Regions from separate parts of the Mus musculus genome. Here all the other regions are linked to region 2. A link is a loop called in an ENCODE intact Hi-C map of the cell type or tissue named here. Cell type or tissue: left cerebral cortex. All regions are shown on one strand. Links, peaks and the distances in the headings refer to the core of each region. The heading gives the core; the rest is flanking DNA. Region 1 has its middle 50 kb from the start of Gm52796. Region 2 holds the start of Nptx2 (neuronal pentraxin 2). Region 3 overlaps Gm33714 (a long non-coding RNA gene).

What was found. Hi-C counts contacts between places; a loop is a spot of excess contacts. Peaks named below come from ENCODE experiments on the same cell type or tissue, not always from the same donor. Only the 100,000 strongest peaks of a DNase experiment are listed, where the experiment ranks them.
Region 1: it touches region 2 in a loop (2.3-fold over the local background); 3 of 42 quality-filtered maps call a loop at or near these places.
Region 3: a loop joins it to region 2, with 2.4 times the contacts of the local background. A loop is called at or near these places in 3 of 42 quality-filtered maps.

What each region holds. Positions count from the first base shown.
Region 1 is chr5:144,617,655-144,628,303 of GRCm38, reverse strand. No RefSeq gene overlaps it. Among named protein-coding and RNA genes, the nearest start is that of Gm52796, 50 kb to the left of the region's middle. In left cerebral cortex, for the core only: a CTCF peak has its summit at 6,449 (motif pointing right); a DNase peak (open chromatin) is centred at 4,695.
Region 2 is chr5:144,540,327-144,550,975 of GRCm38, reverse strand. Nptx2 (neuronal pentraxin 2) reads right to left here and starts at 5,089. Exons shown (of 5, transcript NM_016789.3): 1 at 4,493-5,089; 2 at 2,641-2,857. The coding sequence starts at 4,912. In left cerebral cortex, for the core only: a CTCF peak has its summit at 5,046; DNase peaks (open chromatin) are centred at 4,718, 5,131, 6,791, 7,758 and 3 more places; H3K4me3 peaks cover 3,382 bases; H3K27ac peaks cover 2,926 bases.
Region 3 is chr5:144,462,504-144,473,152 of GRCm38, reverse strand. It overlaps Gm33714 (a long non-coding RNA gene), which reads left to right. Exons shown (of 5, transcript XR_868684.1): 3 at 5,551-5,714; 4 at 6,784-6,948; 5 at 7,155-7,239. Among named protein-coding and RNA genes, the nearest start is that of Gm33714, 12 kb to the left of the region's middle. In left cerebral cortex, for the core only: a CTCF peak has its summit at 5,948 (motif pointing left); DNase peaks (open chromatin) are centred at 5,931 and 7,599.

The DNA.
Region 1 (10,649 bases), core at 1,498-9,497, 77 kb before region 2:
TGTGTTTTCTTGATTCCCTAATTCATTCTAGTGAGTTACTGAGGCTGCAGATCAATTAATAGAAACCTGCAAATGTACAGCACATTAGTTGGAAGACTGGGGCTTTCCACTGATACTTGCAGTAGGGTTCATCTTATGGGGCTGACTACGCCATGGGTGAAGTCTGCACTGATGGTATGTATTAGCATCACCTAGGATGAAAGGGACAGGTGAGTGTGGGGAAAGTTGAGGACTGACTGGGAGGAGAGACGTCACATGGAGCTGGCAACAGGGGCTGGGGAGATGTCTCAGGAGGTAAACGATTGTTGTGTCAGCATGAGGAACTGAGTTCAAGTCCCACCTCCCCTGCAAATGCTGGGTGTGGTGGTGTGTCCCTAGAACTCATGTGCTGGGAGATGGAGACAGGAGGCTCCCAGGAGCTTGCCAGGCAACCTAGCTGATAGAGCCAATAAGGGTCAAGGAGAGACCCCATCTCAAAAAGTGAGGTAGAGAATGATGGAGGAAGATACCTGGTATCAACTGTTGCCACCATGTGCAGGTGACTACATTCATATGTAGACAGACAGACACATGCACATGCACATGAACACCCACATGCACACACACAGGAAAATGGTACACTGTCCAGTGGGGAGGGTTGAAAATTCGACCCAGATTGACTTACCCTGCTGCTACCAGAGTCTGCATCTTTGTATTCCTGGATCCTTCTCAGGAACCAGGACCAGGGCCATTCACACCACAGAGGTGGCAGGTATTTCAAGGACAGACCCCACCCCTTTGCACCTGGTTGGTGAATCAGTCAATTGGTCCACAATGGGAATCAGGTTCTGTTTCTCCGTCTCTTATCTGTCTCCTTGTCTTTCTCTTGATGGTATTCTGATGCTTGCCCTGCAAACATGGGTTCCCCGCTGCATGGATTTGGAAGCTGGGTTTTTTGAGTTGCTCATTTAGAAAAGAGTGAAGCCTTCTTTGGGATGCAGGTTGTGATTATTAAAGCATAGCCAAGGGAACGGAGCCAATAGCCGGCACTTGTGAGAAAGCAGGAACTGAGCGATTCGTTCGGAGCCTGGCATATCCTAGCTTTCCCTAACCTCACCCGTCTGTTCCTGCTGTAAGATTACATGTCTACTCTGGCGGGGGTCTATTTGTCATCCGAATAATTCTTGGCTCTGCCAAAATAATAATGTGACCACACACACACACACACACACACACACACACACACACGCACACACACACGCACACCAGAGCGCCACATAAGTTCTGGCAAGGAAAAGCAAAGAAATGTCTGCCCTCCAAGTCTCCCCCTGACCTAAGTAGGCCAGCACTCATCAAGGAGTACATAGACTTTGTTTCGGTAATGAAACAGAACCATAGGGTTGAGGGTATCGTTCAGCTGGCAGAGCCTTGCATAGCATGAATAGAGCCTTGGGTCCCCATCCTCAGACTGGAATGAGACAGCCAAGGAGACGAGCTTTCAGGCACTCCTGTGCAGGAAGATCTAGGTTAGTTTGGACTTTGGGCACACTTGTGTTAATTGATGTGGGAAGATCTGCCCACTGTGGGCGGCACCATTCCCTAGACTGGGGATCTTGTACTGTATACAAAGGAGAGGGGGAATGGAGCACTAGTGTGTGTTCTGTGCCTCGGCCTCCTGAATGATGGGGTTACAGGTTTGTGCCACTGTAACCAACTATCAACCACTGTTATTTTATCTTTTATCTAAAAAATAAAAAGGGGTTGGGGAGATGGCTTGGCCAGAAAAGAGCTTTCTGGGTGAGCATGAGGGTCAGAGTTTGACTCGCGGCACCATGCAGCAGTGGTGTGCCTGAAATCTCAGCACTGGGCAACAGAGACAGATGAGCTCCTGAAGCCCACTGGACAGCCTGCCTAGCTGCCTAGCCTGCCTCGCTGGATTTGAGAACTCCAGGTTCAGTGAGAAGACCCTGTCTCAAACAATACGATGGGGAGGGACTGAGGAAGACACCCAGTGTTTACCTCTGGCCTCTGTACACACATGCATGGGCACCCCTCCACAGGTGCCCATGCGTGCACACACATGCGTATACAGCATAGAAATAGGAAGTGGTGTGGTTCTGAACTCTCAGTGCAGCAGCCGTGATCCTCAGCGGTGCTCACAAGAACATAATAGGAAAGAAAAGACAAGCCCATTCATCTCACAGAGAGATGCAACTGTAAGAAAAATTTTATGCTCAATAATTATTTACAAAAATGTATAATGAGTAAGCTTTGATAAATTGGATACCCATAAATGTGCTGTTAGCTCAAGCCAGAAAAAAAAAAAAAGGTTTAATTCTAGAGCTTTATAGTCGCAGGTAATTAAAAAATGTAATTTTAACTTATATACTTTTTTTTTGTTGAGAGAATTATGAGGGGGTGATTAATAAAATATTACCAAGCATAAAAATATATTGCATTAGAAGGCCATTCTGTAGGGGAAATGGGATGGAAATATGAGTTTGAGGGGAGAAAAGAAAATTAAAAAATTTTTGGACTATTAAAAAAAAGAGCCGGTCTGTACCTCTAAGTAAAGGATGATGGACACTGAATTGCTCGTGTGTAGGTTTGACTGACTGCATTTGGAAGAGTGATATGACAGCTTCATTTTTTTCTAAGCGACAATATTTACAATAGATCAGTATTATCATCCTTTGCAATTATTTAGACTTAGGAAAAACTCTGGGTGCCAATTAAAACTGAGAGGATATTAAGTATTCAAATTCTCTGTGGTGGGGAGTTAGAGTGTTATCAATAGAGTGGGCTTGGTGATGCTCAGGAAGCTGGGGGCAGGGCAGGACTGCAAGGTAAGGTTTACCTGGAAACAGCACCTTCCAGGCTACTCAGCAATTTAGGAGAATCTGTATCCAAATCAAAAGTAAAAAGAAGGCTGGGGGCGTGGCTCAGTGGTAGAGCCTCTGTCTAGAATCCCCCAGTGAGGGGTTGGGGGTGTGACTCAGTGGTAGAGCTCCTGCCTAGAATCCCCCAGTGAGAGGCTGGGATGTGGCTCAGTGGTAGAGCCTCTGTCTAGAATCCTCCAGTGAGGGGCCTGGGTGTGACTCAGTAGTAGACCTCCTGCCTAGAATCCCCCAGTGAGAGGCTGGGGTGTGGCTCAGTGGTAGAGCCCCTGTCTAGAATCCCCCAGTGAGGGGCTGGGGGTGTGGCTCAGTGGTAGAGCCCCTGCCTAGAATCCCCCAGTGAGGGGCTGGGGTGTGGCTCAGTGGGAGAGCCCCTGCCTAGAATCCCCCAATGAGGGGCTGGGGTGTGGCTCAGTGGTAGAGCCCCTGCCTAGAATCCCCCAGTGAGGGGCTGGGGTGTGGCTCAGTGGGAGAGCCCCTGCCTAGAATCCCCCAGTGAGGAGCTGGGGTGTGGTTGCTTAGCTAAACTGGGCCTACTCAGTACTGAAGAAATTGGGAAGCACCATTTTCCAAGAGCCTCTAGATGCTGCCTTTTAGTGGAGTCTTTTGTTTTCTATATGGTAGAACAATAAGAAACTTCTTAGAACAGGATCGTTTTGCCTAAGCTATATGTTTTTGTACAAGTATCCAAATGTTTCCATAATGCAGAACGAGGTGTAGTGGGCCGAGTCTTCCGATTCCAATCCACCCAGAACACAGAAGGCAGTTCGGAATTTTGAAACCCTGAGAAACAGCTGTTCCTATCTTTAATGAATTCTCTTTGCTATGCGACAGAGATCATGCCTCGGTAATTACAACAGCCATCCAAGTATTTCATTGAAATCCTTAAGTATGGTTTCCATTCTGAAGGAGAGGGGACTGCACAGAGGATTTCTTGGGGCATGTTCTGACTAATTTCCCACTTCCACAGGAAATGCAGATCTCACCTCAGAACGATTCCGTGGTGCGAGAAAGATGGTTAGGCGAGATTGCTGTGGAATTATGGGAGGGCCCTCTTTCCAGTGCCAGAGGGCCAGCTAGAGCCCCCACACACCCAGATATAAGTATTTTGTTGTTGTTGTTGTGGTTGTGGTTCCCTTCCTCCCTCCCCTCATTCTCCCTCCTTCCGTTCCCCTCTTGCTTGCTTGCTTTCTTAAAGCAGGTTCTCCTGGGCCAGGCCCTCATACTCACTATGTGAGTGAGGTCCAGATGACCTTGAACTCTGCCTCCGTTCTCCAAGTGCTGAGACTGCACATATACAACCACATCTGGTTTTATGCCATGCTTGGGAGGAAACCTAGGTCTACATATGTGTGTTTAGGCAAGCCTGCTCCCAACTGAGCCGTATCTTCAGTCCGCAAATACTTTACTTTGTACCCTAGAAAACACTCATCATTTAAACATTAGTTCTCACCCAAATTGTTTCAGCAATTTTCAAGTGGCATCTGGAATATTCTATTACAAGGGAATTAGCCTTTTCCTTTAATCTCCAATACTTAATATAAGTGAGATAGTTCTGTTTCAATTTATTAGGAACTGGCTAAATGATGCTCTGAGCCATCAAGACAGATAATCACGGAACTATGTGAAAATTAGTCTTTTTTCACTTAAAATATTGTCTGGCATGATGCTTCAAAAATACATTTGAGAAAGAAGCCCCAATGTATGAAGGTTTATGATTCCTTCTGTAACTGTGATAACAGTTAGCTAAACAAAGAGCCGCTTACATTGGCTGGCTGACGCGTCAGGCGTGCGAAACCACTTCCAGAAAACGTGGGAGGCTCTAGCGGCAGCATATTGCTAAAAATTCCCCCATCGTGGTTGATTCCCAAGTGTGTGGTCGGTAAGTGGCAGATTAGATGTATGACTTTTGTTTTGAAAGGAAGTCAACTTTTGTTGATTATGAGCTCTGAGATGTGGCTTCCTGTCTTGCAACCCGTTTATGCAGCAGGAGCAGAACTCATGGATCAATTCTACAGCTAATGAGCAACAGATTTAAACAGCCAAGGGGCTGGGGGCCTGGCTAAGTGCCTGCTTAGAGAAATTTCCCCAGACCCAGGGAGTACAGAGGGGATAGAGCCCAGTGGAACAGTTCTAGAATCACTCAGCACACAGCAAGGGGCTCAAAGAGTGGCTCAGCGGTAGAATGCTTGCCTAGAATGTGAGAGGTCCTGAGTTCCATGTTAAGCACCATCAGAGCTTGGGGCATGCCAGCCATTCTAGCACCTCAGCAGGTGGAGGTAACAGGGATAGGAGTTCAAGGTCACCCTTGGCTACACAGAGTTCAAGGCCAAGTTCAGCCTGGAATACATGAGGCCTGTTTCAAAACAACACCAGAAGCAGGAAAAGTGTGTGTGTCTGTGTGTGTGTCGGGGGAGGGGTGGGATTAGGGGAGAGACAAAAGAAGGTAAAGGGGTTGTCAGGATGGCTTAGCTGATAAAAATGCTTGTGCAGCATGTGAGCCTGAAGACATAAATCCAGTCCTATGCAAGTGGTGGAAGGAGGGATTTGACTCTGACCTCCACATGTGAGCTGTGGCATGTGGGGCATGAGTGCGCATGTGTGCACGCACCCGTGTGTGTGTGTGTGTGTGTGTGTGTTCTCTCTCTCTCTCTCTCTCTCTCTTTCTCTCTCTCTCTCTCTCTCTCTCTCTCACACACACACACACACACACACATCTAAAAAGAAAGGGAAGGGACAGGGGAGAGACACCATAGAGAGGGGAGCAATGTTGTACTGAATCTAAAGATATTTTGGTTTTTGAGATAACCTCTCACCAGGTAGACCAGACTAGCTTCGATATCTTGCAATCCTCCTGCCTCAACCTCCTCAGTTCTGCATTTACAGGCATGTCTCACCAACTCCCCAGTTCATCCCTGTACTTTTGACAATTAACTTGTTGGGGCCGGTACAATTCCCCCCAGGACTGTAAGGTCCCCACCTCACATCTTTGCCTTGTTTGGGACAAGAACTCCTGAAAGCGCTCTGGGCTTGTCAGACTTAAAAGGGAAGAAATTAAAATATCAAGGCGGCAGAAATGAGTATTTAAAGCACGAAGTATACCCAAACATCAGTCTGAGGCTTCGAATCGAGTCTGACTTTCTTGAAACTGATGTTAAGAGCTCGAGCGCTCTCCTTTCATGAAGGGGCTGTTTAAATATTGCATGCTGGGGCCCCTCTCCTTAGGAAACACAGCCCGCCGCATCTCATCTCGTGCCTCCATCAAAGGCTGATGGCTTCATCACAGATTCAGAGGGTGCGTGTTGCGGGCCTCCTGGGGGACAGCTAGAGGAATTAACATTTTTATCACGCAACTGGTGAAAATGTAGGATTAAAAATAAGGCAGGCACGATGGAGGCAGAACATGCGGCTAGAGCAGGCAAGCAGGGAATCCAGGCTGTGGCTGGAGCCAGGATGGGCTTCCGGGAGGAAGTGGAGGACTGGTCCCACTTAATAACCATCGTTAATATACGATGATGGTGTCTGTTGCAGGCACAGTGTAGAATGTCCCCCACTGGCTGATGTGTTTTAACATTTAGTCTCCAGTTGGTGGCGCTGTTATGGGTTGAGGCAGAAATAGGTCCCTGGGAGTGACTTTTCGGGGCAGGGGTTTCCAAGACAGGGTTTCTCTATGTAGTGGCTCTGACTGTCCAGAATTCCCACTGCCTCTGCTTTCCCAGGGTTAGGATTCAAGGCTTGTGTCTGTTTATTTTTAACTGCATGTCTGTGTGTCTGCATCTGTGTCTCTGCATGGATATATGCAATGGGTATAAGACGCCTGTGGACCCCAGGAGCTGAAGTTACACGTAGTTGTGAGCCACCCAATGTGGGTGCTAGGAATGGAGTTCTAGCTGTCTGCAAAAGTCAGGCGACTCTCCACAAGTGAGCCATCTCTCCAACCCTAGGCTTTGAGCTTTCAAGACCTTGGCCCTGTTTTCTATCAGCTCCTGGCTTTCTGATCAGTCCACCTGTTAGCAATCAGCTTCCGGGTCCTGAAGCCACAGTGGATTGTTTCCGCACAGACTGTGAGCCAACAAAACCCCTCTTCCCTTAAGTTGCTTCTTGTCAGCTATTGGGACAGCCCTTCTATGAGGGTATGCTGTTTATTGTAGAGCATCAGAGAATGCCAATAACACTGTGTTTGTGTTTGTGTGTGTGTGTGTGTGCGTGCATGCACGCGCATGTAGAGGGAGATGTGACAGGGAAGATGTCTAATAAGATGGGTCAGTGACAAACCTGAAGTGAAAACATCTAGTTCTTTGGAAAGTTGGTTATGTCAAATGATGCTTTGCTGTGGCACACAGCTGAAAGGATGTCTTGCTAAAGCAGACATGTGGAAGACTGTTTTCCTGAAGCAGACACAGGTGGAAGGATATTTGGATATAGCAGACACGTGAAAGGAGCCAGGATAAAGGAGGATAAATGTGACCTCACAGAGAGTGGGGAATGAGCACTGAGCTTTGGTTTGATTTGCTCTGCCTCACTAATGCTCACTAAAGACACGCATGTATTGGTTTGCCTTACATAGCGTTTTTGAGCTCAACTTGTGATGATGCCACCTTTAAGAGGAACTTGCCCAAGAACTAATTGCTCACGATGGTCCTGTGGCAGCCTGCTACTTCCATGGCCTTGCCTCAGGCTGGTTGGCGAGCCTGGTGTTTTCTTCAGGATTGAACTACGGTTGCCTGGTGTCTGCCTGCCAAAAGGACTGGGCTGTGGCTGCTGAATTGTATTTGGTGTTTGCTATAGGACTGAACTATTGCTGGACAGGTCCACTCCCCCCATATCCTAATAACTTTTCTCTTTCACTACCAATGCTGGGGAGTGGGCTAGAGGAAAGGTTGGACCCTTATTAAAAATAGGTTGCAAAAGATTTATGACTATACAAACCAGTCTCTACTGTGGACAATGGGGGTTTCCCTCCTATTGGGCAGCTAGAACAGTCCTTAGAACACTTAAAGCATTCAGTTACCTCAGCCAGGCATGACCAAGCCCTGTGTCTGTGAGCAAGCAAGGCATTTTAGGGCTTAGTTTGGTTTCTTGGCTTGTTTTTTTTGTTTTTGTTTTGTTTTGTTTTGTTTTTGCCATTTTGAGACAATGGATCTCAGGCTGGTCTTGAACTCACTATGTAGTGGTCCTAGTTTTTGTTGCTGTGATTAAACATCCACCAAAATCAAGAGGAAAGGGTTCATTTCATCTTACAGCTTGCAGACCGTGAGTGAGGGAAGCTGAGGCAGAAACTGAAGCAGCCACGGTGGAGGAAGGCTGCACACCAGCTTGCTTCTCATGATTCATTTTGCTACCTTCCTAAATCAACCCAGCCCAGGGGTGACACCGCCCAGAGTGGGCTGAGCTGCTGAGGGACAGCACCACCCACAGTGGGCTGAGCCCTCCTATATCAACCATAAACAAGGAAAAGTCCCAAGGACGGGCCACTCTGATGGGGGTGATTCCTCACCTGAGCGTCCTTCTTCCCAGGTGTCTCTATATTTTATCATTCCACCACCACCTTGACACCAAGGACTCTGGTGTCCACTTTTACATAGTCCTGGGGGATTGAACCCAGGGCTTCGTGCATGGGAAGCAAACACTTTACTAACAGAGCTACATATCCAGCAGAGGGTTACTTTCTTCCTTTCACGCCTACCCTGCAGAAGAACATCACCCCCTGCATGCCCCAGCTGTCAAGGAAGATCCAGATAAAAGGCCAGCAAGGCGGCTCAGTGGTTAGGGGTACTTGCTCTCAAGCCTGATAGCTGACCTCTGTCCCCTGTCTGTGCACCTTGGCACACATGCTTGCAAATGTGAATGTACATGAACAATAATAAATACATGCATCCATCCTTCCTTTCCTTCTTCCTTCCTTCCTTCCTTCCTTCCTTCCTTCCTTCCTTCCTTCCTTCTTCCCTCCCCTCCCCTCCTCTTCCCTTCCCTTCCCTCTCCTTCCTCCCTCCCTCCCTTCCTCCCTTCCTCCCTTCCTTCCTTCCTTCCCTTCCCTTCCCTTCCCTTCCCTTCCTTCCCTTCCTTCCTTCTCCCCTCCCCTCCCCTCCCCTCTCCCTCTCCTCCCCTCCCCTCCCCTCTCCCTCTCCTCCCCTCCCCTCTCCCTCTCCTCCCCTCCCCGCCCCTCCCCTTCCTCCCTCCCTCCCTCCCTCCCTCCCTCCCTCCCTTCCTTCCTTCCTTCCTTCCTTCCTTCCTTCCTTCCTTCCTTCTAGACAGAGCTCACTGTGTAGCCTCGGTAAGCCTCTCTAGATCAGGCTTGAGCTCACAAGAGATCCGCCTATCTCTGCCTCTGGATTTCTGGTATTAAAAGTGTGTACCACATCTGACTAATAAGTGTTATTTTTTAAAAACAAAAACAAAACCGCCTGAAACTAGCTGGGTGTTGGTGGCACAAGCCCACCCCAGTGCTCCAGAGGCAGAGGTAGAGGCAGACATATCTTTGTGAATTTGAGTCCAGCCTGTGAGTTCCCAGCCATCTAGGGCCACAGAGAGAGATTTCTGTCTCAAAAGCCTGAGAGATGCAGATGGTGCTAGGCAGAGGCATAGTGACAGCCTTGCACCAATGGCGGGCACTCGGTGAGCGCCCAGGGTGGACCAAAGGTTGGACTCAGCTCTTTGCCTGTGCTGCTCAGGACACCTGAGGGCACCCAACCTGGGAGCGACATGTGGGAATACTGAGGGTCTTAACCAGGAGGGAGAGTGAGATCATGAAGCCCTTGCGATAACATGAAAGGATTGCCAGGTGAAGGCTCCTCCCTCTATCCTCCATCACCATCCTCTGCCACTCCCCTTCATCCTGAGCCTCTCCTTTAGATAACCTGAGAAGTCTCTGACAGATTTTAAGCCCTAAATGGGGAGACTGGACACTCTCTTTGAGAAAGGACAGACACAGACTTTAGACTTGAGAAGGCTAGGGGCAGAAAAGGCTGGACCAGTCCAAATGACAATCATCGAATGAATGGATAAACACAGAGCAGGGTATTTACAAGTATGAGCACAAAAAAGAGATGGGGAGGGGGAGGGGGAGGGGGGGAGGGGGGAGGGGGAGGGGGACGGGGAGAGGGACAGGGAGAGGGAGAGGGAGAGGGAGAGGGAGAGGGAGAGGGAGAGGGAGAGGGAGAGGGAGAGGGAGAGGGAGAGGGAGAGGGAGAGGGAGAGGGAGAGGGAGAGGGAGAGGGAGAGTGTTAGCTCAAGACATGGTGTTCTGGTGTACTGACCAAAAGCACTTGAGATCAGCTGGTGCCACGTAAAGACTTTCTTCAAAGTTTCCTAAATTACTAAACGCTACATTTGCCAAAGAAGACCACACTGCAGTCAGGCTTCTGACTGAACATTCCTAACCAAGGAGGAGTAGTCTTGTGTCACAGACGAAGCAGAAACAAAACACCACATCTTGCATCTGGAGAGCTTTGTCCCAGATGGCACATGCATGTATGTGTCTGTGTTTGTGTGTGCTTATGTTTTTCTGCTGTGCTGGGGATCAAAGCTAGGCAAGTGCCGCTGAGCCACACTACCAAAGCCCATCCTTGGGGAATTTTGGGTAGACACTCTGGTTGAATTATGCCCCTCACTCCTCACTGGCAGAGTCTAAGTGGTATTTTCCCACTGTGATGGCTATGCTTGGTTGTCAACCTGACTATATCTGGGATTGACTAAAACCCGAGCACCTGGGTACACCTGTGAGGGGAAATTTCTTAATGAAAACAATTTGAAACCCTTTATCTGGATCTCTAG
Region 2 (10,649 bases), core at 939-8,938:
AGAGGCAGGGAGGGGCTCTAGCCTGACAACTGGTGCCCTTTATTTGAATAAAACAGCTTGGAGGTTCAGAGGAAACTTAGTTAGAACCAATTAAGGAATTAAAAGGCTTGACCAATAAATCAGAAGCTGCAGGTGGTAGACAAGCCTAAGGAGGGGGGTGGGCAGCCTGGGCCTTTGAAGGAGGAAGCTCTGGTTTCTCAGTGCCAAAGCCGACAATTTCAGCACCCAGCCAGCTGCACCTGGCCTACTGGCCCAGACTCTGAGGCCTTTACAAATGAACAGGTCTTACAGACAAGAGAAATGGGTACACTGGGGACATGGGTGCTGTGCAGAGTAAGCACACCCAGAGCTTCACACCCAGTTAGGGTTAAAAACCCATTTCTTCTCTGGGATCGCTACTAAACTTCTCAGATCTGCAGAGATTGAGAGCATCACTACCGCGTCATCTGTACCTGCCATGGATACCTGGTGTGGGGCTAATAGAAGACACCGAAGCTACAGCTAAGCGTCTGGCTCATATCTGATGTAGAGTGACGAACCCAAGGACAGGAACTCCCCAGAGCCTTCCTAACCGGCCACACGCTTGAGCCTCTATGGGGCTCAGTGAGATGCTTCTACGGAACCTGGTGGAGTTCCAATTCCTAGTGCACTTCGGGGGCTGAGCATCTGCATACCCTTCTACAGTGGACATAAAGCAGACTGAGCATAAACTCACAAGTGCCCAGAAACAAATGGCTTACCAGATGGTCATTTTCCTTTAAGACTCATTCCAGAACTGAGTGGGTGGAACACAAGGAAAAAGTCTAGCATTCCTGTGCTGGGGAGTCAAAGGGAAGTCTGGGCCTGGAGCCGGCTCAGCAATTAAGAATACCGTTGAGGAAGTAAGAATACCGTCTTACAGAGGACCCGGGCTCATTTCTGTGCACCCATAGGGCGCTCACGATCACTGCAACTCCAGGCCCAGGGGATCCAACATCTTTCTAGGCTCCGTGGGCACCGGGTGTAAATGTGGTGGCATACATATGCATACAGGCAAAATACCATATACATATACACTTGCTCGGGCGGGTGGGCGGGTGTGTGTGTACGTGAGATGCAGGAGCTCCGTGTTTCCTCTGAACCACTGGTGTAGAGGCTTGGCTCTTGTTAGCCCAGCAGCCTGTGGCCTGTTGAGCTGTGGGCTTTCAGTGAGAACTAAGGGGCAAGAATGTGGGTGTCAGAACCAGCATGGCTGGCCTGAGCCCTGCCTGTCCCTTCTGGCTTAGAACAGGTGGGGAAGCTACTAAGTACAGCATGCTTTTCCACTGGCCTGGAGTTCAAGGACAGATAATGGAGAGGCTCAGCTTTATGTCACTGTGACAAGTGTCTCAGGCTTCATAGCAAGTATCTATAAAGGAAACTTGCCTGCCTGGGAAATGAGCATTTTCTCATCTGTGAAATGGGTAGCATGTTCAGCATGCAGCCTGATACGATGTCCATTCTCCGGATTATACTGACTTGTCTCCTTGCTGGTAAGCCGAGCACTGTGCCAAGGGAGGCGCAAGGCCACCAAGTCCCCTCTGATTCTAGTCCCCGCTTTCAGTCACTCACTGCTATGCTTCCTCCCTGGCCCCTGCCTCCCAAGGATCCACCGTGATTGTGTGGGGGTGCTGGGGGCAGGATGCTGCTCTCCCTCTTGTCAAGCAAGAAAGAATCAGAGGCAGTTTCTCTGCCTGTGACGAAGCCTCTGAGACCCAGTGCATCGCCCGATGTCACCTAGCAGTAGAAGAAAGACAGAGAAGAAACTATTTTTGAAAACTCAAGAATCAATGTCAAGTCAGAAATGGCAGCACACACCTGTAATCCCAGCATTTGGAGGCTGAGGCAGGAGGATGGCAAATTGAAGGCCCGGTTAGGCTATATAGTAAGATGCTGTTTCAAGCACCTAAAAAACAAACAAACAAACAAAAACAAAACAAACCCCACAACAACAACAACAAAACAGAATCTAAGTCAAATAAGTAAGTCAAGGGAAATAACAGAAAACAGGAAAGTGTTTCGGGGAAACCGGGGACTGAATGAAATAATAGCCCATTAGCTCACGCCCTCTTTCACCTGACCCTTCTGTTCACGACCAGGGTCATGGGACAGTTTTCTATTGGATGGTCTCCTGTCAATCATGACATTGAACTTGGCTTTGTCATCTTAGTGAATCTGATTCTATACCCTCCACCACCAAACCTAAAACCCCACGGGTCACCCAGAGAGTTAGGGGGTTGAGACTACAAACTGAAGCCTTTAGGAGCCTTCATCTCCTCCTCTGTCTCTCACGAAAGATTCTGTCTGAATCTTACCTAACACAGCATGAGATGGCAAGATGAACAGAGGCAGAACTAGTTACATCCGGCAGGAGGTCAGAGGTCAGGCTGTTTATCCAAGCTGGTCTGGAGTGCCTTTGTTCCCCCCCCCCCCCAGGGTAATGCTGGTAGGGCTAGGAGCTAATCCCTGTGAGCACAGACATCTAAGGACACCTCCATGTTGTGCCACTACCACTGCTTCACTTATGTCCATAAATGGAAATCCTAGATCTGCCTGAAGTGGTAAAAAGGAGGCCACTCTCAGACAGAGCGCCGGGCGGGCGGGCGGGCGCACAGCACCTACCTCGCTCCAGCTCAGTCACCCTCTGCAGCAGGGCGTTCAGCGTGCTCTCTGTCTTCTGCCGGTGAGCCGAGGTCTCATTATGAAGCAGGGACTTCTCATCTTCCAGCTCCGCCACCTTGCGTAGCAACTGCCTCTCCAGCTCCCCGAGCCTCCGCTGGAGCACCTCTCGGAAGTCGCTCGGCAGCCCAGCGTTAGACACATTTGTGCGGAGCTGGAGCTTTGGAAGGGTGGGAGGGAGAGAGATTCAGGCCAGCTGAATAGAAACTGTGGCACGCAGCTCCAGTGACCCAACCACACAGCAAGGAGCTTCCAAAGCGGCTCAAAGAGAACATTTTACTGATGCCCCCCCGCCCCCCGCCGCCGCCGCCTTTTTGGTAGGGAAAGGCTTTCAAAGTCAGACAAAAATTACTTCCCTGCAATATTTGAAACTTGTGAATCTCACTTTCTCCTCTCGAAAAAGCTGCTTTTCTTCTCTTACCAAAAAGCCTAAAAATTTGGCCAACATCTACAATTCTATGTCATAAAAAGCCCAAAACACAGTTAAGATTTTTTTTTCAAACAGTTAATCAATGGTACTCAAAGCCAGCGAGCTTTCATCTAGAAATGAACACGGTCCCCAAGTTCCAAAATGGTACAAGGGCAAACGGGCTCTGCCATATTCCTGGAAAAGGTCAGGTATAATACGTTACTAAACCCCAGACAGCTCCGTTTTTAATGTATCCAAACCCTCACTTCCTATTTCTCTCACTCCTCTGCCATCACGCTGGCTCGGAGGCTGCCAGCCACCCTCAGCCATGAGCCCTTGGCAAGCGCCTGAATCCCTGTGTCCCAGTGTACCAGATTATAAACTGTAGAAAACTGGACCTGCCTCGAGCCATTCTCTATTACAAGGGTTAAAATTAAATACTCTGCCTGAGTCACACTTAGAACTCAAAAAGTGTGAGCTCTCAGTAATCATGACTCATGGACCCACAGATGCTGGGAATACTGTATATAGCAATCATGCCAAAAGCAACACTCCGATAATTTAGCAATAATTAACACCTGTAATTTAAACCTCATTTTTGCTAATAGGTATTTTTGATAAACGCTGTTAACAGAAATGTCCACACTTCTTAAACAAGGTGGGAAGTAAGATGAAAATTAATTGATGATTTCTCCCCCAAAGTTCCAAATTACCCACGGGAGAAGATAGCGAGATAAAGTCCGTTCCCCTAAAGTCATAGCTAAGGGCATCTTTAAAAAAAAAAAAAAAAAAAAGCTGACTCTGTGAAGAGGCGTCTTTGAGGTTAATAAGGGGCTTGCTTACATCCTGGGGTCGCTGGCTTTCCCCCTCCACTATCCTGCAGATCAGTCAAGACCAGTCCTCCCACACCCCGACGCAATTTGTCAAAGAAAACACCAGATGCCCAGGGGCAGCTGACCTCCGGTGGCAGTCTCAGCACTGGGTACAGCCAGCAGGAGCGTGTCCCGCTTCTGAAAGTGGAGGTTTGCAAAGAGGAAACAGGCTGCCGGGGTCACCGGGTTTTGCCCTCCAGGCTTGGCAGTCTGGGTTCTTTAGGTAAAAACCTCGGTAAGTTCACGGTGAGTCTAGTGGGTAAGTCCCCGCGCGCGACGGAATGGAGATGGGGGTGAGAATTTCACCTTTCCCATCGAACGTGGGGACAGAAGAGGACAAGGAGACGGGAGGCCATCACAGTAAGGTCCAGAGTAGGAGCGAGACTTGCACCCCCGAACTCAGCTCTCCCCGTGGATGGGGGCGCCCGGCCAGCCCACGTACCCATTTCTCCCGCATCCTCAGTCCCACGATCCCGGGGACCACCACCCGCTAGATGCCACCGCGCACAGGTACCTCGAGGCTCTCCAAGCGGTCCTTGAGGGTTTGCAAGGAGCGGCTAAGCTGCTCCACGACGTGGCCCGGGTCCCGCGGCAGGTCGCCCATGGTGTCCTTGCCTGTGCCGCGCGCCTTGCCGCCCGCCAGCCCCTCGCAGCGGGCCAGCTTGCCGGTGAGCTCTCGGATGGCTTCTCGCTGGGCGCCCAGCGTCTCCTTCTGCTGCACGACGGTCTCGCGCAGCTGCAGCACAGCGGCTCGCAGCTCCTCCTCGGGGCTCAGAGCGCCTCCCTGCATGGGCATCGCGGGCAGCGGGCAGCCGGCGCGCGCCGCTTCGGGGGGCAACGCGGTGCACACGAAGCGGCTGCCAGGTATCGGGCTGTCCTGGGCTCGTCCGGCGGCCACGGCGAGCGCCACGCCGACGGTCAGCAGCGCCAGCATCTCGCTGACCTGTGTGCTCACTTCAGCATGGGTCGCTGGTTTGCCGTCTGGGCGCCTTCGCGGCCGGCTACGTCTGTCCGAGCGCGGCACTCGAGGGAACCGCGTGCAGCACGGAAACGGCAGCACAAGCGCCGCCTGCCGTCGCAAAAACCCGCTCTCCGCTTTGCGCGGCGTTCTGGCCCGGGCTCTGCCCGCGCGCCCTTTCTTAAGCTTGGAGGGTGGGGCCACAGGCGCGTGGGGCTCGCGCCGCGCTCTCTGATTGGTCCGCCGGCGTTCGCGTCACGCGGAGGGCGGGGCGCGGGCGCATTGCTAAGCTGGCCCAGGCGGCTGGGTTCTGTCGTGGGTTGGGTTTCAGAGACGCGAGTGCAGGATCCCCAAGGCTCCTTAGGAAAGGAAACTGGGCTTCGGAAACGGTCAGAGAAAGCGTCGGCTGGCCCCGCACGGTCAAAGAAGCCCCGGGGACAACTTGCCGCCCACGATGAGAGGTGTTGGCGCGGCTTCCGGCTGAGAAATCCTGACCGAGATGACTCCACTTGCCTAGGAGGAATTCTCCCAGCGGGACTCGAACCCGGGTCTTCCACGCGAGCCACCTACGCGGCTCGCGTGGGCTTCCTTGTTCTGGCGCGGGAAGCACGACGGTCGATTGCAGAGGCGGACAGTCTGTAGGCGTACCCAAAATCCCAGGCCCAACCCCAGAGAACTCAAGGGGAAAAACGGAAGAAAACAAGAAAGAAAGAAAGAAAGAAAGAAAGAAAGAAAGAAACAGACCAGCAGGGACAGAAGTGGGTCCTGGATGCTGCAAGAAAGAAGGGGATGCCCACACAGAAGACCAGGAGGCAGTAGTCACGAGTTCACTCGAAGGTTCTTGTGCGGGGACAATATCCTTCTAGGCATGACCTTATTTATTTCGCATGACCTCGGTTTGATGAGAACATCCAGCCGGAATAAACATGATGGGGCCATGGCAAAGACTGGGGCCCCGTTCTTTTTAATGCGGGAATCCAACAAGTCCACTTTACACCTGGAGACTAGTATCATCAGATTCTTGGAGAAAGCCTAATATTAATACCCAGAAACCCCGCAAAAGATTGGGAGGGGGTATTTCAAAATCTTACCCATGGCTTACAAGTTCAGAACAGTTACACACTTAACAGACTCAGCTGGTTTACTGTGAATTAAAAATGAAAAAAAAAAAGTTCCCCCTTTTTAAAGAAATCCTGTTGCAAGGTCATTAATCACATTACCCATTCTACCAGAAACAAATGGATTTGTCACTTGTGCAAAGAAGCTGGGGTTGATTCTGAAAACAAATTGTATCAAAATAAATGAAATTATTATGATAATACAAAATAGACTGCAGTGATTAATCTCTGGGAACCAAATTCTGACCTGTTTTGCACTTCAAACAATAGCTTCTGTTATGTAAATAGTTGTGGGGGTTTTCAAGGACAGTGTTGCTAAATTATAAGGAAAGTTCTATTCATGAAAAATCTCTTCAAGGATTAAAAACTACAGACAGGATATTCAGTCTCCACAGGACCCAGAGCAGGACTCAGAAGCGAGGATGGCTCAGGTAAGAATATTCATCAATGGAAAAGGTAGGGTGTAGGCAGGGGGGTGAACACTGGGCTAATGGCTTTGTTGTCTAGACTCACCACAAAGAAGTTTCCCCTTGTTGAATTTGACCTTGAGTCTACCATTTCTTCCTAGACTTTCTTTCTTTGGCTACATGGAAACTCAAAAGCTCAAATAACACCCCCCACACACACACACACACACAAACTGCAATCACGAAGGCAACAAAATCTCAAAACACTTTCTAAAGTAGTACATTTTTAGAGGATGCTGTAAGGTACCAAATCCAGGCATGTTCAGAATTACCCAAATATAGACATGCTGCTTGAAGTTACCACTCACAGATTTAATGCTCTTTTACTCCCAGGCCAGGGCAGATCTTAATTGGGTGTGACAAATAGATTATCATTGTTTCTTTGTAGTTCTCCAGCCCTTTCATGACATGGACTAATAATTCATATTTGCAACTACTTGAAGCCAAGGCTTGTCCTTTTAATAATTAAACGTATTTCCAGAATTCTAATTTCCTCCTGACCAAAGAAGGTGATGTACAAGAAGACATAAAAATAGCATATATCCCCAAAATAATTGCTCTTAGACTTCCTACAAGAGTTCCCACTATGAGAAGGGATCAGCAGAGTTGCCAAATTCCAGATGGAAAGACCCAGGCATTGAGGATATGATTTTCTCTGGAGACAGTAAAATCAGAGGACTTATGCTATTTGCAGTTTTGTTTTCCTGGTACAATGGAAAAATCTGCTGGTTTAGGAATGAGGCCTTCTAGTCCCAATGCCAACTGTTACTAGCTAAGTGGTTTGGGGCAAGCCATTTTCTCCTCTTTGGACCTTGTAGGAAAGATAAGGCAATTAGCGTCAACTCTTTAATGGCCCTTCTGGCTTTATTCAAGAGCCTGGTAGTTCTGGGAGGAAGGACTCCCTCTTCCACGTGCCAAACATTACAAAACATTGGTTTTCTTCTGTGTGGGCAATGGATTTCCTGTAGCGAAGGCAGAGTAGAGAAGGTGAGGCTGGTTGTGTAAACAGCAGATAGACTTTCATACAAGGAGATGCTGTGGTCGTGGCTGTAACCTGTTCCTGGCAGCGTGGGCTCTCTGCCTTGATTTCTTCCTCACAGCACAGAAACCGTCCACCTGAAAGATCCTGCGTGCATGACTCACCCTACCCATGAGAAGGGCTGTGCGAGTGACAGAGCCCAGGGCCCACAGATTTTTCTGCTACTTGAGAAAGTCGTGCAGATCTGCAGCAGTGAATCACTGCCACCTAATCTCTTAGTGTAACCGGTGCAACAGCATAGTAACCACCCACTCATTCACTATGTCGGCTGGTCCCGGGGCAGCCCAGAGCCGGGTACAGACTTAACCCAAGCCCACGTGCTGGGAATCCTAATGAGCTGTTCTACCTCCATTTTATTGCCCCATCTGTTTGGCTCCCTGGTTCTTTCTCACATGCATTTTTATCTTGGTCTTCTGGGAAATGTGCTAATTTCCACCACGATGTCAGAAGAACCTATCTTATACAGTTTCCCCCTCCCCCTCTTCTGCATTTCCTCCCCTCTTAGCCACTTGGGAAGTCAAGAGTGGGGGCGTGTGCTCAATAGCACGGAATTCAAGGACAGCTTCCTGCAAACATGACTCAGGAACTATCCTCGGTGCTGAATTTCAGTCCGAGGGGAGTTCAGAATGGTGTGTGTGTGTGTGTGTGTGTGTGTGTGTGTGTGTGTGTGTGTTGCATGAGAGTGTGCACAAGGGATTCAGTGCTGGAGGCGCTAAAGGATCCCGATTAATCCCCTGTAATACATAAAATGCTAATACCCTTTTATGAGTGTGTTTTTCACGAGACCAAGCTGCCCAATAAAATGGAAAGGGAGTTTGGCGTCAGGCAGCACTTGTTTCAGTCCCAGTCTGATAACTCGAGAGTGTAGCTTAACCTCCCTGAGCCTTAGTTTTCTCATTTCTAAAATTAAAAGTAAATTTATGAGCAAGCCTTGTTGTTTCTGGGCTTGTGTGAGACACTGTTTCCAGACATGTTTAGCATAAAGCAGGTGCACAATAAATGCTAATGGACCTCTCCTCCCCTTCTCTCCACCAGAGCTAGGCCTGAATTATATAGGTCCTATTAAAAACAAAATTAAAATTTCCCTTTATTCTGTATACTATCCTTTAGAACTAAATACACTAAGAGTCTGGGGCAATACAAGCCAGCTTCCTTAGAGAGATGATGAGAGTTGAGAACTCCAGAAAAAATGTAGAAGTATCAGCAAGTAAAAGATCTCTCTCTCTCTCTCTCTCTCTCTCTTTCTCTGTGTGTGTGTGTGTACATAAGATAAATTATGGTGTTATAAAGATTTAATCATGTGAACTATTTTGCATTTATGCTAACTTGGTGTTTATGTGAAGGGACCCAACTAAAAGACTGGTTGTATTTAACATTCCGGCAAATGAATTTAAATTGCTATGGGATGTGAGAGAAGCTTGCCCCTTCTGATAAAGCAGGTTTTTCTTTCTTCAGTGCATCTGGCTTCTTCCTGAATGATGTATCTCTGGTTTAATTTTGGAGCAAGTGATAGGAAACATTGACTTTCAGAAAATGTTCCTGTGCACGGGTGTATTACAAGTGGGTAGAGAGCCATAGTTTGGGGAAACGGCTTGTTAATGTAACTCCATGATTTCACCAAACAAATGAAGGCTCAGTGGTACCTTCTGATTTCTAGCAATAGACGAGGTCACTACAAGCCAGGAATAACAGGTTAGCTTGGTGTCTAAAGGGAATGGACTCTGGACAGTGAGCTTACTGGGTATGATGTAACAGGCGGTAGAGCACTTGCCTAATATAAAACCCGGAGCTTCACCCCAAGCATACAAAAAAAGACCCCTTGAAGTTAGTTTGCTTTGAGGAAATCGAAGAGCATAGTCTCTCAATTTCTCTATATTTGGAAACACTAGGGATAATACTTCCTTTATATGCCTGTCTAAAAATTACAAAATTGGAACTGGGGAGATGGCTAGTGGGGGAGGGGATGGGAAGACTTCTGAATATGCCAATGTGGAGATCTGAGTTCAAATCCCTGAAACCCAATGTAGGGTGGGGACGGGAGACTCTCTAGAAGCTACCCTGGCATACACAGTCGGAACAGCCTTGAACAAGGTGGAAGGTATAGACCAACACCTGAGGTTCCCCTCTGACTCTCACACATATGCTGCACACACACACACACACACACACACACATACACACAGAGGAGATGGAAAATTGATCTAATTATGACAAAGATTGTAGCTCATTGTGCCCATATCAGTTAGGCACAGATAGCTTGTGTGAACATTTGAATTTTAAAGATTTATTTTTCATTTTATGCATATATGAGTATGCTTGAGCAATGTGTGTGCACCGTGTACGTGCCAGAGCCCAGGACAGAAGAGGGTATCAGATCCCCTTGACCTGGAGTCACAGACAGTTCTAAGCTGTCATGTGGGTGCTGGGAATCAAACCTGGGTCCTTTGCGAGAGCAATAATTGCTCTTAACCACTGAACCATCTCTCCTGCTTGGATGAACCTTTGAAAGCCCAAGCTGGAAGCAATTCTATAGAAATCCAAAGACTAGAAAACAGTTTTCAAAAGATTAAAAGGTGAGAAAGCTACTTAACAGCAGAGCCTTGGTCAGATGCAGGCCTTTGATCTTCAGTGAAAACGTCTTTTCCTTTTGCTGCTTCTTAACTTATTCACTGACCCCGAAAATGTTTGTCTTTTCTTCAAGAATGCCTTCGTTAAAAATGAATAAATTGTTATCAATTGCAATCACGATAATGTCCATAGAACTCGCCAGAGCATTCAGTATTGTGGATTAAGTTTAGTTGGTATTAGAACTTCCCACTGGAGCGGAGGAGATGGCTGAGTAGGTAAAGTTACTCGCTGCTAAGCTTGACCACCTGAGTTTGGTCCCTGGGACCTACATGGTAGAGGGAGAAAATGGCTCCTAAAAATTGTCCTCTGACTTCCAAATGTATGTTGTGCATACACACACACACACACACACACACACACACACTCACACTTACTCACACACTTGATGGATTGTTTTTACAGACGTTCCATTATAGGTTTCTATGCTCCTGTGTTCCTATTTTCTTGCATTTTGAGCCAGC
Region 3 (10,649 bases), core at 1,572-9,571, 78 kb after region 2:
TGCTCTGCTCCAAGGGTTGAACACTCTGAGCAAGCAGACAAGAACCTCTGGGGTCTGTGTTACCGCTCACCCTTCGGGAGTGATGCTGAGGGGGACAGGACCAAACCCCGTGGCAGATGAGCTCCCAGACTCTTTGCTTTGCCCATGTGAATATGAACTCTTTCATTTCAGAGCTCACATACAATTCAGACCCGTCCCCCTGATGTTTGGCTTTGTTTTAAGGTAGTGCTGGGATTCACCACATAGGCTAAGCTGGCCAGCGAGCACAGCAGTCCTCCTGCCTCCATCTCCTGAGCAGGAACCCCAAGCCTGTACCACCATGTCTAGCTTCTTCACATGAGTTCCAGGAACTGAACTCTTGAGCTCATGATCCTCCTGTTTGTGCCTGCTGAGAGCTGGCATGCCAGGTGTGCACCATCTCCCCCTTTTCTTTCTTCCCTCTTTCTTTCTTTCTTCCTTTCTTTCTTTCTTTCTTTCTTTCTTTCTTTCTTTCTTTCTTTCTTTCTTCCTTCCTTCCTTTCTTTCTTTCTTTCTTTCTTTCTTTCTTTCTTTCTTTCTTTCTTTCTTTCTTTCTTTTTAATAGCACACCTTTGCAAGATGTCCATGTGGACCAAGTGAGTTCAGAGGAAATGGTTTCTACACAGTGAGGCTTGAGTCACCCAGGCATTGCAGGGCACAGATGCCCACAGTAGTCACTAAAACAGGCCCAATGGGCTGTGCTTCCTGTGGGATGCTGAGCTGAGCAACCTAACAGAGAACCAGTGTCTGGTGTACTTCTGGGATGAATGGGTCGTATCTCGATATTCACGTTAAGAAAATACTTGAATGGCACAGCTGGGTTCTAGCTGATTCTCTAGGTGTTGTCTTATTTTCCTTCTCCAATGTTTGGCTATAGTCTTCATTTTGTGAAGAATGGACCCATGACAACAGATAATAGATAGATAGATAGATAGATAGATAGATAGATAGATAGATAGATACATACATACATACATACATACACGGATGGATAGATGATAGATAGATAGATAGATAGATAGATAGATAGATAGATAGATAGATTCATGGATAGATACATAGACAGATAGATGAGAGATAGGTAGATAGACAGATGACAGATAATAGACAGACAAATAAATAGATAATAGAGATAGAGAGATAGATACATACATACATATATACATACATAGACAGATACATAGATACATAGACACATAGATAGATACACGGATGGATGGATAGATAGATAGATAGATAGATAGATAGACAGATTAATGAATAGATACATAGACAGATGGATGAGAGATAGGTAGATAAATAGATGATTGATAAATCGACGATAGCTAATAGAGAGAGAGATGACAGATAATAGACAGACAAATAGATAATAGAGATAGAGAGATAGATATAAATAGATACAGACAGACAAATAGAATTTTATTTACTTATGAGAGGGTTCATGCCACAGCACTGTGTGAATGTCAGAGAACAATTTGCAAGAGTCTACTCTCATTTTTCATCATGTGGGACCAGGAGATTGAATTCATGTCAGCAGGTTTGACAGCAAACACCTTTGCCTGCTAAGCCAACCTGCTCACCCATAGATGTTTGGGTTTTTGTTTGTTTGTTTGTTTGTTTTTAATCACAAATAACTTGATGTGTGTTTTCAACTTACATGTGCATCAATTCGCTTTGTTTTGTTTTGTCTTGGAATACCAAACACCTGGTACCTGGTGACAGCTGCTGTGCACAGTACCAGGAATGCAGGGGGAACCCATGCTGATGACCAGAGACGCAGGTGCTGTGGAAGTGAGTTGTAATGGACTCACACCTTCTTACCTTACAAGCTAGCACAGAGACTGAACTCAGTAGGTGCTCAATAAACCTTTAACTAACTGGCTGGAGATGTAGCTCAGTCAGTAGAGTGATTGGCTACCACACACGAAGCCCTGGATTGTATCTCTAGCGCTATATACACCTATAACCACAGCACTAGGGAGGGAGAGGAAAGGGGATTAGAAATTTAAGGTCATCTTTGGCTGCATAGTGAGTTTAAGACTAGCCTGAGCTACATGAAATTCTGTCTTCTTCTTCTTCTTCTTCTTCTTCTTCTTCTTCTTCTCCTCCTCCTCCTCCTCCTCCTCCTCCTCCTCCTTCTCCTTCTTCTCCTCCTCCTCCTCCTCCTTCTTCCTCTTCCTCTTCCTCTTCCTCTTCCTCCTCCTCCTCCTCCTCCTCCTCCTCCTCCTCCTCTTCTTCTTCTTCTTCTTCTTCTTCTTCTTCTTCTTCTTCTTCTTCTTCTTCTTCTTCTTCTTCTTCTTCCTCTTCTTCTTCTTCATCCTTGATGCAAATGGATGGACAAATGTGTTTGACAGAAGAAAAGAACACAAGTCTCTAAATGCAGCCTGGATGTGAAGAGAATCGGAGCTCCAGAGATCAGAAAGTTTTATTAAATTTTAGAGCAATCCTGCAGGCTGCCTGGACAGGGCAACATGGGACCCAAGTCTGGAAGATGGAACAAAGCTGTAAAGAGCACCCAAAGGGCTGGGCATGGCAGTCTCTGCCTGTTATTCTAGCACTTGGGAGGCTGGGACAGTGGGGCAGGGCAGGGGGAGTTCAATGCAAGCCTGGGTTACATGCTAAGACCTTGCTGCAGAAACTACAAAGTGACATCATGATTTCATGTAATTATAAAATGGGAAGATGGCTCAGCGGGGGAAGGGTTTGCTGTGTTGGGTCCCCAGGACCCAGGTAAAAAGCTGGATGTAGTAAGAGGCAGAGACAGGAGACTAGAGGCTCCCTGTGGGGAGTTCCAGTTCCAGGGAGAGACTGTCTCAAAGCAAACCAGAGGGAGAGTGATAGACATTCTTTCTCCCTCGATGAGACGGCTGTGGAGACTTTGAGAGCCCAGTCCTCCTTAAGCTGAAACCCTTTAATACAATTCCTCACATTGTGGTAACAGCCCCAACCATAAATTTATTTTTGTTGCTACCTCATAACTGTAATTTTACTACTGTTATGGATTGTAATGTAAATCTACCTGTTTTCCACTCCTGTGAAAAAGTTGTTTGACAACTGCACAGGGGTCACGACCCACAGGTTGAGAACCCCTGAAGTAACTGCTCTCCAATATGAAAGAGACCTCCCTTCCATTCAATACATGGCTCTCACCCAGCAACCAGCCTTCTAGCTCCAGCATCACTGTGTTTTGACAGCTGCTAGGGCATTCCCAGCAGCATCAAAACAAACTTGTTTGTCTCATCTAAGACGAGAAAAATATATGTATTATTTTTCTTTAAGATCCCTGTTCCCCTGACAGCTTGTCTTTGCTCTCAAAATTTGCAATGAAATGTTCTGATGAGCATGGATTTCATCCATGTTCTGCCCAAATCCTCTCATCTCATGAGCTCCTAAGCCCCTGGCTTAACCACCAATCTCCAAATATGTATGTGGCACTGCCATAACAAAGGCCCACAGTGGTGCTGGGGAAAGGAGCAGGTGACTCCTTTCTTTGCAGGCATGAGTGTTATTTTAACCTCAGCAGGAGCAGAGGGAGCAGAGGGGGAGGATTTCTGGGGCTCAGCATCTTGACTGTGTTGATTGAAGTGGAAAGCTCTGCCCACAGTGGGTGGCACCATTCCCTAGACAAGGGATTACATAGAATAGAGAAAATGAGCTAAGGTATGCATGCTTGGATGCCTTCATCCTTCTCTGCTCTTGGCTGTGGATGAGACGTGACTAGATGCTGGATTATAACTTGAAACTGTGAACACCCCAGAAAAGTCCTTTCTCTCCTACATTGCTTTTGTTGAGGTATTTTATCACAGACATGGGAGGAGAAACTAAGACACATAAGAAGTCAGGGATGATGACTCCCTTGTAATATTAGTTGTGGTGGTTTGAATATGCTTGGCCCAGGGAGTGGCACTATTTGGAGGTGTGGCCTTGTTGGAGGAAGTGTGTCACTGTAGGTCTGGGCTTTAAGACCCTCATCCTCGCTGCCTGAAAGTCAGTTCTCTCAAAGTAGCCTTCAGATGAAGATGTAGAACTCTCAGCTCCTCCTGCACCATGCCTGCCTGAATGCTGCCATGTTCCTGCCTTGATGATAATGGACTGAACCTCTGAACCTGTAGCCAGTCTGAATTACATGTTGTCCTTATAAGAGTTTCCTTGGTCATGGTGTCTCTTCACAACACTAAAACCCTAACTAAGATACTAGTGCTGGAGGCTGTGGAGGCAGAGACAAGAGGACCTCGGAGCTCACTGGCCAGCCAGCCAAATCAAATCAATGAGTTCCAGGTACCAGACAGAATCATGTTTCAAACAACATGGTGGGTGGTGCCTGCATCGTCCTCCGGCCTCCTCTGATCCCATCTGTACCACAGCTCTATGTCCTGGCCCTGACCCTCCAGGAGGGGCACTGTGGTTTGGGCAAGTGAGGCTAGATGCTCAAAGTTGCTCACTAGCAGGACACAAAGCAAACACTAACCCAGGACTGGTTTTACCCAAACCTGGAGTATCCACTCTGGGATGGGGGTGGAGGCACTGAGAACTTCATCTCTAACCCTTCGCTGTCCTTGTTCCCAGAGACTCAACGGCAAAGTCCCTGAAATCCCACGGATCCGAGGGCAGTCTCGGGGACAGAGCTCATATTTTACCCGGAATGACAGGGCCCTGTCTCTGTGGGAGAATTTAATCTCAAAGCAGGATGCCCTTGTGGAAGACGCCATCCAGTCCAGGCAACTGCAACCCAATAAGCCTCTGACTGAATTAGACTCAAAGAGCTGTGGTGCTGATGTGAGGCTTGGGGAGTGGCTGGCTGATGGTTGAGCAGAGTAAGCCAGAGAGACGAAAGACAAAACAGAAAAATAATATAGCTGAATATGGCCAATTTCTGTGAAAGGTCTGGAATGAGAGAGAGTTGATTCATTCCAGTGTAGGACTATTTTTAACCCTTCAGAACCGGTTAAAAATCTTTACCAAGGGCGGGGGAGACAATTTCCTCTGTAAAGTGCTTAGCCACGCAAGCATGAGGGTCTACGTTTGTATCTCAAGGGCTTACATGGAAAGCCGAGCCTGGCAGTGCACACCTCTAACCCCTGCACAGAGGGGACCGAGACCCAGGGATTCCTGGAGCTCACTGGCCTGCCAACTTCAGCCTAATCGATGACCTCCAGGCTCAGTGAGAGACCCTGCCTCAAAATTAAGAAGCAGAATGATGAGAAAGATACCAGACAATGATCTCTGTCTTCCACACTCATCTGAACATATAGATTCACACACTTCCCTATACCTATATATTCACAAACACATGCACATGAAGATTAAACATACTTATTCATCATTTATCAAATATAATTACTTACTTATCAAATACATTTATCTATTTATTAATAAGTCAACACATCTTATTTATCTACATATATATTTATTATGTAAAAATGATGTAATACAAATATAATTTATTAATAAATATAAGTGTATTTGCTTAATAATAAATATATTCTATAAATATAACATAACATATATACAATAGATATAATCTTCATCTAGAACTGGAAGTGTTGGCACAGACCCGTAATCCCAGCAATACGTGTCAGAAGCAGGAAGACCACTCAGTTCAAAGCCAGCCTGGGCGACACAGCAAGTAAAATCCGTCCTCAGAAAACTTCACAAGTATCTGTATAAAGCAACCATGGACAAGCCTGGGCTACCCAGTAAGTAAAACTCTTCCTCAGAAAACCTCACAAATATCCGTATAAAGCAACCACAGACATTTTGATCCCCTGTCAAAAGAAAGAATGTACTGAGCTCATTTTAGCTAGGATGGGTTTGGAAGCTTGGCTAGGGCTGGAGGAAGCTGGAGAAAGGAGTGGATGAAGGGTAAGGGGGTGGAAGAAATCAGAGCTGACCCTCCAGATGCCTCAGCTCCACTCACAACTTTCGTGATACTGCCCCCTGCTGACCATGGGGAGTAAACGCTCCCCAGGATGAAGCCAGAGCCCAGGGCTTCCTTTAGCTGCCCCCACCCCCACCCCACTCCCAAAGTCGTAAGACAGGAAGGCCGGGACAGTATTCATAACCACACACGGTTTCACTTCAATGCCAACTTTAGATCCTGTAATAATGGCAGCCAGTCCCAAGTGGCCGGTTCTATCTCCTTCTTTCTTCTCGCCTAGGAAAGAAACCTAGAGGCCTTGAACAGGGGCTCCACCAATGAGCCACACCCACAACTTTCCTCTTGCAAGTCCTGCGGATGAGCCCCAGGTCCTCAGGCATGCTAGCAAAAGACGTGCAACCCTGAGTCTTTCCTTTTGGAACCCCAGAATGCCCAAGGTCCCAGGTCCGAGGTCCGCCAGAAGATCCTAAGAGCTAGGGCCGGAAGCTGGAGAAACCATTAACCAGGGGACTAGAGTGATCCTCAGATAAAAGTGTTAGAGCCGATTAGGACCTAGGCAACCACACACACACACACACACACACACACACACACACACGCACACACTTACTTAATACTGTCACCCTCAAACACTCGCACCTGCTCACGTGCTCAAGAATACACACCCAAATGATGCGTTCAGATCTCCGTTTCATTCGCACACGTGTAATAGTTGCAACACACTTCACACCCATCATACCTGTGCACACACTCCCATGAATGTCTACACATGGGACCAATGGCCCATCCTCAGGATGGGAGCAGACGGAGCCTGAATAAGTCACTTTTCTGTTGCTGCAACACAAAGGACTTAGGAGAGAAAGAAAGGGTTGGGCTTTGACTTTCAGCTCCAGAAGGGATGCCATCCATGGTGGTGGGGAAGCCCAGCAGCAGGACCATGAGGCGGCTGCTCACATCAAATCTACAGTCAGGAAGCAGAGAGAGGCGAATGCTGGGGCTCAGCCCATTTCTCCATTTGATTCGATCTAAGGACGGTGCCACCCACGGCTAAGGTAACTCTTCCCACTTCCATTAATCTAATCTAGAATCTCCCTCACAAACTTGCCCAGAGATTTGTCTCTGGGGGAAATCGAGACCCTGACAGGCTGGCAACATTAGTTATCAGACCATTATCCACAAATGGGCCTGGGAGGTCTGGGAGGCAATGACCTGAGATATGGACCAGTCTGATTTTTAACTTGTCATCCTCCTGCCCCAGGTCTGCACTGCTGAGATGAGAGGAATGCACCAGCCAGGAGGTGGTGGCGCACGCCTTTAATCCCAGCACTTGGGAGGCAGAGGCAGGCGGATTTCTGAGTTCCAGGCCAGCCTGGTCTACAAAGTGAGTTCCAGGACAGCCAGGGCTACACAAAGAAACCCTGTCTCGAAAAACCAAAAAGAAAAAATAAAAGAGAGAGGTGCGCACTGCCTGAGCTGGTCTGTGCTTGAAAATTCCCCTCCCCTTAGCCGCTGTTTTAGCTGGATCATCGTTTAGTTTGTCACTTCCAATTTTGTCCCTGGCTACACTTTGTCCTTTTTTTAGTTCGATTAAAATCCTAATTAAAATTCTTTGAGAGGAAATAATAATAAAAATAGACCCGTGCCAGCGACGCTTCCGTCTGCAGGGTTGTGTTGATGAATTATCCAAGGATCCAGCGTGGAGAGGCCCTGACTCCAGAGCTCAGGAGGCGGTGGCAGCCGGCCTGCAGCCAGCTGGACTCCTATTGGCTGTCCATCACAAGTGCCACTCAGCTCCTGGGTAATAGATTCTATCTACAGAGACAGACATAGGCCCAAGTGTATGAGGTCAGCATTCGGGAAACCTGGAGGCAGAAGGATCAGGAGTTCAAAGTCATCACTGGTTAAGATCGGGGCTTTGGGGCTGGAGAGATGGCTCAGTGGTTAAGAGCACCGACTGCTCTTCCGAAGGTCCTGAGTTCAAATCCCAGCAACCACATGGTGGCTCACAACCATCCGTAATGAGATCTGACGCTCTCTTCTGGTGCATCTGATATAGTGTACTTTGATATAATAATAAATAAATCTTTTTTTAAAAAATCAGGGCTTTGACCCTGTCGCACTCTCTCTCGCTCTCTCTCACTCTCTCTCTCTCTCTCATACACACACACACACACACACACACACACATACACAGAGTCTCAAATACGCTGGGCAAGCACTCTATCACAATGCTACAACTCAAAGCCTGAGTATGAGTCTAACCACCCGGTCTGTGCCCAACAATCTATTCTAGAAAATGGGATAACAGAAGCTAGGGCAATGGCTTGATTGCTTAAGAGCTTGGTACACATGGACAGCCATGAACTCGAGTTCAGATTCCAGGCACCATGTAAACCTGGGCACCCTAATGTCATCCCATTGCTAGAAAGCAGAGACAGGCAGATCCCTGGAGCCCAGTGGCCACTTGCCCTAGTCAATCAATGAGCCCCAGTCTTAGTGAGAGACCCTGACTCAAAAAAAAAAAGGTAGAGAATGACTGAGAAAGACAAGAGACATCCAGCACCCACCCCTGGATTCCACATACGTGTGCCTGCAATATACATGTACACACACCCACACAAACACGTACATTCAACACACACATGTACATACAAGAGAAAAAGATAACAATCCAGCTATAATGAAAATATTATAATATTATAATGAAAATATTCTACAGGGAGATACTTACATCTTCCCTTCAGTTATTAGATTATGGGAACAATGATCCCCAAGGAATCAGAACTTCCCAGGAGTCTCACAACGGGGAAGGAAAGAGCGAAGCCTTGGGCCAGTCAGACAATAAACTTGTCTCCTCAGAAGAGATTTCACACAGCTCTAACATTCTGTGCAAGCACCTTGCCAGGGAGACTGGAGCTGAGTCAGTGATGGGTCAGCCATGAGCAGGGACTCATCTTGACCAGGAATGTTGTGTCCGGCCAGCAGACCACAACCTGGGTTCTAGCCTGGAAAGGAATTTTGGAAACCTGGAAGAGAAGAGGGGCTAGGTGGCGAGAGAAAGAAATATAGCCAAGACAGTTATTCTGATCAAAGCTCAAATTTTATTGTTGCAACACTCAGTTATGAAGATGAAGAAAGGGGGAGGGGACCCGATTCCCGCCGAATAATTTCTGGTCCAGTAGAAAGGTGAAAGGTGCACGTGTGTGGCTCCGCAGGTTCCAGCAGTGGGTGTGGCAGAACGAATGAGCAGGAAGCTCCACCCCTGAGCAAGCAGGTTTCAGGCTGGGGGAGGGGAGACTACACAGGAAGACCTGCCCTGGTGTGTGTGTGTGTGTGTGTGTGTGTGTGTGTGTGTGTGTGCATATATATGTGCCCATGTGTGTACATGCATGTAGAGACCAGAGCACACATTCTGCAGGTGCTATCCATCCTGTATTTTTTAGAGACAGGGTACCTCATTATCCTGGAGGTTGCCAAGTAAGTGAGGTTCTCCCACCAATGACTCCCTGCCTCCTGGGTCCTGCCACTGAGAATACAAGCACCAGCATGTCACCCAGCTCTGTCATAAGGTTGTTGGCTTCTGTGGTGGTTTGAATAAAAATGGTCCTCACAGGCCCATAGGGAGTGGCACTATTAGGAAGTGTGGCCTTGTTGGAGTAGCTGTGGCTTTGTTGGAGGAAGTGTATCTATCATTAGAGTATGGGCTTTGAGGTCTACAGAAGCTCAAACCAGTCTACTTCCTGTTGTCTGTGGATCCTGATGTAGAACTCTCAGCTCCTTCTCCAGCACCATGTCTACCTAAACCTCTGAAACTGTAAGCCAGCCCCAATTAAATGTTGTCCTTTATAAGTGCTGCCATGGTCATGGTGTCTCTTCAGAGCAATGAAAACCATACCTGAGACAGGATCAGAACTCAGATCCTTTGCAAGGACTTTACAGGCTGAGTCTCCCCCACTCCCACTCCCACCCCCAACCCCACCCCATCCCCAACATCTCTGCTTCTCACCGTATGTATCTCTTTAATCACTGTGTTGAAGATGGTAACAGAACCTGGCTTGTTGGGGCTGCCAGGGCCCAAGCTGTAACCTTTGGGACCCTTTAGAACTTTCACTGAACTTCAACAGATCTGGTCCTATAAATGGCCAGAATGGTAGAAACCCATTTTCTCAGAGAAACAGAGAGAGCACCTTTTCTGAAGTAGGAGAGACACGGTGGATTTGTTCCACAGCCAACTCCTCCTCGCCATTTTAGAGATGACTCAATACTCCCCAAATTGCTCCAGGTTGAGCAATTGTTTGAAACCTGGGAGGAGAATAAAGATGGACAGAGCTGTCCGGAACAACTATAAAGGGAGCCCTGAGAGGCCCAGGCTGCCCATCATCAGATGATCATGCCTAGGTTCTACAGACTGTCTGCTCTGGGCCAGCCCTGGCTGCCAAGATCCAGCTTCCTCCTTTGGCATCTGGAGACTTGTTAAAACGGCGGATGTGATTTTTCTGGTCAAAAAAGTAGAGCAAGGAAATAGAATGTACCCAGGCTGAGGAGATGGCTCGGTTGGCAAAGTACTTCCTGTGGAAGCATATAGAGTTCACCTCCAGAATCCATTAAAAACCCTGGTATGCCCTGGGGGGTTGGAGGTTTGGGGGTGGTGATCCCAGCCCTGGGAAGGTACAGACAGGAAGCTCCTTGTGGCTAACTGACCAGCCAGCCTAGCCTACTTTGTCAAGGTCCAGTCCCATGAGTGCATACACAT